Linked DNA regions of Homo sapiens: region 1 is linked to region 2. A link is a contact called in ENCODE Hi-C or POLR2A ChIA-PET data. All regions are on one chromosome and are shown on one strand. The core of a region is the stretch at or near the end of the contact, and the rest is flanking DNA. Distances in the headings are between cores, read along the strand shown.

Region 1 (2,700 bases), core at 117-2,616, 580 kb after region 2:
CATATCTCTGCCGAAGAATAAAGTATGAGGCAATGATGTATTTGTGCCATAGTGAAACACTCTCTAAAATACATGTGGACAGGACTCCCATGCCCACTTCAAAAGGGAGTTCAGAGCCTTGCAGATGTGAGTTCCACCCCTGACCTAGTTCAACCTCCTATGGCAGAGATGAGAAAACTAAGCCCTAAAGCAGGGGAGGCACACCCCTGGGCCTGCCAAACAGGGGAGGTCATGTTTCCAAATGAGTGAGGCTGCCTGGTGTGACAGGCACTAGGAACTACTGGGGAATGGGGCAAAGTGCAAAGAGCACGCCCTGCCTGTAGGGGCAGCCTCCACCCCGTCCACCAAAGGGCTCTGCAGGAATACGGACTCAACACAGCTCAGTCTTCCCATCCTTTAGCTGGAAATCTGGGTTTTCTTAAATAAAAGTTTATATTTTAAATACTGTCAACAAATGTGCTTTTTTTTTTTTTTTTTTTTTTTTTGAGACAGAGTCTCACTCTTTCGCCCAGGCTGGAGTGAAGTGCTGCTATCTTGGTTCACTGCAAACTCCGCCCTCTGGGTTCAAGTGATTCTCCTGGCTCAGCCTCCCAAGCGGCTGGGATTACAGGTGTCCACCACCATGCCCAGCTAATTTTTGTATTTTTAGTAGAGGCGGGATTTCACCATGTTGGCCAGGCTGGTCTCAAACACCTGACCTCAGGTGATCCACCTGTCTCGGCATCCCAAAGTGTTGGGATTACCACACCTGGCCACAAATGTGCATTATAAAGGAATGTGAAAGTAATGATTACTCACCCCCAACCCACTATTGAACTTCTCAATGAAAAAGACTTCAGGGAGATAAGGCACATGCATCCTATGGCTTCCAACACCTAGAAAAGCAAGTGTCCCCTGGAGGGAGTGTCCCATGGAGGGAGTAGGGGGCATAAACCTTAAGGGAGGATACAGAAGTTCCAGTGTGAGAAGCACAGGCCTGCATCAGGCTGGCTGCAGCAGCTGCTGTGCATGTTGACTCTACAGCATCACAAAGTGAAATCACGCTCGAAAGTGACGACTGTGCTGTCATACTCCCCATACTCAGAAAGACAGGCAAATTGTGAAAATGTTTTATAAAAACAAATCCATCAGAAACGGTGAAAATGTCAGAATTCTTGTGCTGAGGACAAAGACTCACACAGGGGTTAGAAAGCCTCAGGCAGCCCAGGGCAAGACATCTGCTGGGCCTCCTCTTTCAGTGGCAGAAAAGCAGCGGGGAGAGCCTGGGTATAGAAGACGAACCCCAGAGGAAGGACCCAGCTCTGAACTGGATGCAGGAAGCTGGATTGCCAGTCACTTCCCCTCCGGGCTTCGGTTTGCCCACCTTCAAGTAGAAAGAGTTCACATTCTGTGTTCTACACCACAGGCATCTTTAAAAATTACATTCAGTTATGAATCATAATAAACCCTTGTCCAAGGTTGACTCAGCGCCGAGCAATGGCTGAAGTACTATACGAGAATTAACTTACTTATACTCACAACAGCCCTCTAAGACCTCAGGCATCATGATTATCCCTGTCTTAAGGATGGGGAAAGGAGACCCAGGGTGACTGGGTAACGTGCCTACTGGAGGAAAAGAGGGAGGAAATAAACCCCAGCAACCTGCCTTCTGTGCCTATATCCCCCAATACTCTCCCCAAGGTTTCTCAATGGAGAAATGCTTTGAGAACTATAAGGCATTATATACGCATTTAAATATTATAGTATGAACAAATTTCAGCTCTACATTAATTACAGTCAGCTCTCTGTATCTGTGGGTTCTGCATCCATAAATATAACCACCTGCAGGTCAAAAATTTCTGTGTGTATTGAACACATACAGACTATTTTTTTCTTGTTGTTATTCCCTAAACAACATTCCCTAAACTATTTTTTATGCATTTATACAAACTATTTATAACTACATAACATTTACATTGTATTAGGTATTACAAGTAACAGAGGTGATTTAAAGTATACAGGAGCATTTGTGTAGGTTATGTGCAAATACGACACCATTTTATAACAGAGACTTGAGAATTTGTGGATTTTGGTATCCATGGGGGTGGGATGGTGGGGAGGGTCCTGGAACCAATGCTTCCTGGGTATCAAGGGAGGGATGACTGTACTGTACTAAACTTTACTCAGGAAAGCTGATACTGCTCCTTTTGCTTTTCTTTTTTAAAACTAATTCTTGGTGGAATAATACATCCAAAATATTTTTATGTATTTTATTTAAAGATGACTATAACACATGATGGATAATTATAAAGCAGTCTGTGGTTTTGTGAGATGGAATCACTTGCATGGACTGGAAGGAAACTAGTTCTATTAAATGCTGCAGCTCAGATACTATTTCTGGAAACAGATTGGTTCAAATAAGGCGGCTGCTTGTCTTTGAACAGAGTGACCTAGGACATCCGGAGTGATGGTGCCTGCCCAATACACGCTGGCTTGCAAGGTGGTGTGGGTGGGAGAGACAGGCTGCAGAAAAGCCCTGGAGAGAGCAGGGTCAGGAAGCCCTGAGGAGGAGAGGGACTGCGTGACAGATGGGAGTAGGGCACCGACCCAGCATCCTATCCTCATGCTCTCCGCATAAAAAAGCATTGCCCCAGGCAGTCTTTTGATAGCAAAGCCACTAGAAACATTCTAGGTGCCCCACAGGACGGGTTCACATGGGGC
Region 2 (2,700 bases), core at 5-2,504:
TTTTATAAATATTACCTGATATAATTCTCACAGACAACCCAAGGAGTTAATATCAATCAGCCCACTTTGCAGATAAGAACTCCAAAGTGGGACACATTGCCAGTAAATGGTAGAGCCAGCTCTGGGTCATGGTGGGTGGGCCTGCCTCAGACCTTCTCAGTTCTTTCCCACTGCCTTTAAGAGATTTTTTGTTTTGTTTTGTTTTGTTTTGTTTCTGTATGAGTCTCCCCGGCTTCCCTCACCCTTCTCCCAAGAAAAAGAAAGAAGGGGAGAGAACTGGAGAGAGAGACCAGGTAGGGGACGGGGACTGGGGGACGAGATAGGATGGAGAGAGTCACAAAGAACCCCTGCTTTCTATCAAAGCACGGACAGTGGTTCCAGGCGCCCAGCAGATGGCAGGATGTAGCCAAAGATTCCCTGCAGTCCCGGAGAGCTGGGCCCGCAGGACTGCAAGGCAGGGGGACCTGCCTGTCCCTCAGGGAGCGTCCTGGGAACCCGCGCTCGCCCCACACGTCTTGGGGCGCATCTGCCGCACCCCTTACTTAGGCACCCGCAACTGTGGCGCGTATCTCCCGATCCAGGCTCCCGCCGCAGGAGCCCAGGGACCCTCATGCTAGCCTCGCCCCTAAATCGGACGCCGATGCCGCCCAATTTTGGGGGAATCCCGAGACTCATGCCCAGCCATTCCCAGGGAGAATGGTTTGGGGCAAACTATGGCTGTCTGGGGCCTCAGTTTCCCCATGTACAATGAAGGGGTCAGATTAGTATCTAATCTTAAGGGGTCAGAAAGTAAACAGATACTTTCATTCATTAAACACTGAGAAAAACCTTAAGAGGAACAGCGTCGGTTGGAGAGCCAGCAGACACTCCACTGCCCATCCCAATATGAATGGGCAAATACAGGCTAGCGGGGAGTCCTGGGACTCCCTTCGCAGCCGGGGCCGACTAACCACAGACCTAAGAGCCCCTCTACCTCTAGACCTCCGTCTACTGCGCTCTAAAATATGAACGATGCTTTCTTACTGCTGGGTTGTCGGAGGCGGATGTGGGATGGTGCTAACAAAGCGCGTAGCCGAGGCCTGGCCATAGTGGGTGCTGACAAACCGCTTACTGCCTGCAGGGACCGAGCTCCCGGCCGAGGGAGGAGGGCCGAGCAGGGATTCAGATTCTTCCGGGCCGATCCCTTTCTCAGCTCCTTCCGCCCTGCCGCCGCCCACTGCGTGCTGCCTTCGTCCGTCCCCTCCTCCCCCGCTCCTTCCCCTCCTTCCCCTGCTCCCGCGCCGCCTCGCGTCTCCCGCCCGCTGTAGCCGGCGAGGAGCGCCGCACGTTGGCCCCGGCGCGAGGAGCTCCCGGGTTCCCGGGCGGGCACTGGAGTAAGGAGCTGCGAGCGCAGCCCGAGGCGGGGCACGGCGGAAGGCGCGGCGAGAGCGGGGTCCCTGCGAGCGCAGTCGGAAGGGCGTCCAGGAGAAGGGGGACGCCGTCCCCGCCCCTGCACGGTGCTCGGCCCCCTCGGGCTCCGCGCGCGGCTACAACCCGGACTGGGCGCGCCCCCGGCATCCCGCATCTCTGCGCGCGTCCCACATCCCGCATCCGGCATCCCAGCGGCCGGGCATGTAGCAGCGGCAGCAACGGCGGAATATGGGCGGGAACCACTCCCACAAGCCCCCCGTGTTTGACGAGAATGAGGAAGGTAAGAGAGCGAGAGGTGCGAATTCCCGCTTCGCGGGGCATCCCCTTCCTCCACCACCCTCGGCCGAGCCCTGCGGGGCACCGCATGCTGCCCGGCGCGGGGACCCAGGCATGGCCACTTCGCCCAGCGAATGCAGTGTGTGCCCGACCCGTGCCAGGCGCGGCGCTTCTGCTGAGGCAACTCCTAGGTACCCAGTGCCGTTTAGTAGTCGGGACGGTGCCTAGCGCGGGACTGGGGAGGCGGCTTCAGAGAGTTGAACCCGAAACCTGCACTTGGGGGTGTGGAAGGGAGGAGTTGACTTCGGAGGCCAGTCGGGATGGTTCTAGGCTCGGGCTCCCCAGGAAACCGAGGTTTCCTTGAGAGCCTGAGGCTGACGGAGGTGGCCTGGAAGGGCGGGTTGCACCGTGTGTCTGTGTGTGTGTGCGCGTGCCCACGACGCATTTGGTCTCGTGCAAGGGCCTGTTGGATGCAGCTCTCCTCAATCACCCAGGACAGAGGGAAACTTTTCTTTGCTAAACTCTGTGGTTCCTAGGAGGGCGTCCTGTTCTGGGCAGCCTCCCCCTGGCGCAGAAGTGGTGTAGGCTGTCCAACCGCATCTCAACTTCCTGGCTGGATCCTTGCGGTTCAGGTCGATAGAGCTCCCTATTTGGACTAGCAGAACCCTCTTTCCAGTGCAGCGTGTCCCTGGAAAACTTACTTCACCTCTCTGAAACATTAGTCCCTTCATCAATGAAATGTGAGTTATGATACCACTAGCTACTTTATAGGGTTGTTTGAAGCTTAACCACTAGTAATCCACGTGAAAAGTGCCTTATAAATGCAAGCAGTACCGAGCTGTGCCGTTTTTTATGTTAAGAGCCCTCTGCCTCTCAAAGCTGGTTTCCTACTGTGCTGACTCGCCAGTCTCCACTGTGCCCCAGGTAAGAGCTGAGACATACTGAGCACTTACTATGTTCCAGCCATGCTAGCACATAGTGTTCACTCCATCCTTTTCATGCCCCTTGAGGTGG

Evidence for each region. Hi-C counts contacts between places; a loop is a spot of excess contacts on that map. ChIA-PET counts read pairs that join two places held with the same protein, here RNA polymerase II (POLR2A). Pooled maps may share reads with other maps.
Region 1: a loop to region 2 is called in a map of chondrocyte, with 2.5 times the contacts of the local background. The contact joins the enhancer-like site here to the promoter of STK32B in region 2. A Hi-C loop is called at or near these places in 1 of 168 maps with a recorded cell type or tissue (chondrocyte) and 3 of 50 pooled maps. POLR2A ChIA-PET finds 5 or more read pairs at or near these places in 2 of 52 experiments (AG04450 and WTC11).

What each region holds. Positions count from the first base shown.
Region 1 is chr4:5,634,570-5,637,269 of GRCh38, forward strand. All of the region lies in intron 10 of EVC2 (EvC ciliary complex subunit 2), which reads right to left. Among named protein-coding and RNA genes, the nearest start is that of EVC2, 73 kb to the right of the region's middle. Within about 2 kb of position 1,367, at least 3 of the 41 ENCODE cell types and tissues checked have a DNase peak (open chromatin) inside an H3K27ac peak, as active enhancers do.
Region 2 is chr4:5,050,226-5,052,925 of GRCh38, forward strand. It overlaps STK32B (serine/threonine kinase 32B), which reads left to right and starts at 1,255. Exons shown (of 12, transcript NM_018401.3): 1 at 1,255-1,690. The coding sequence starts at 1,639. RefSeq lists an enhancer at 1,957-2,495.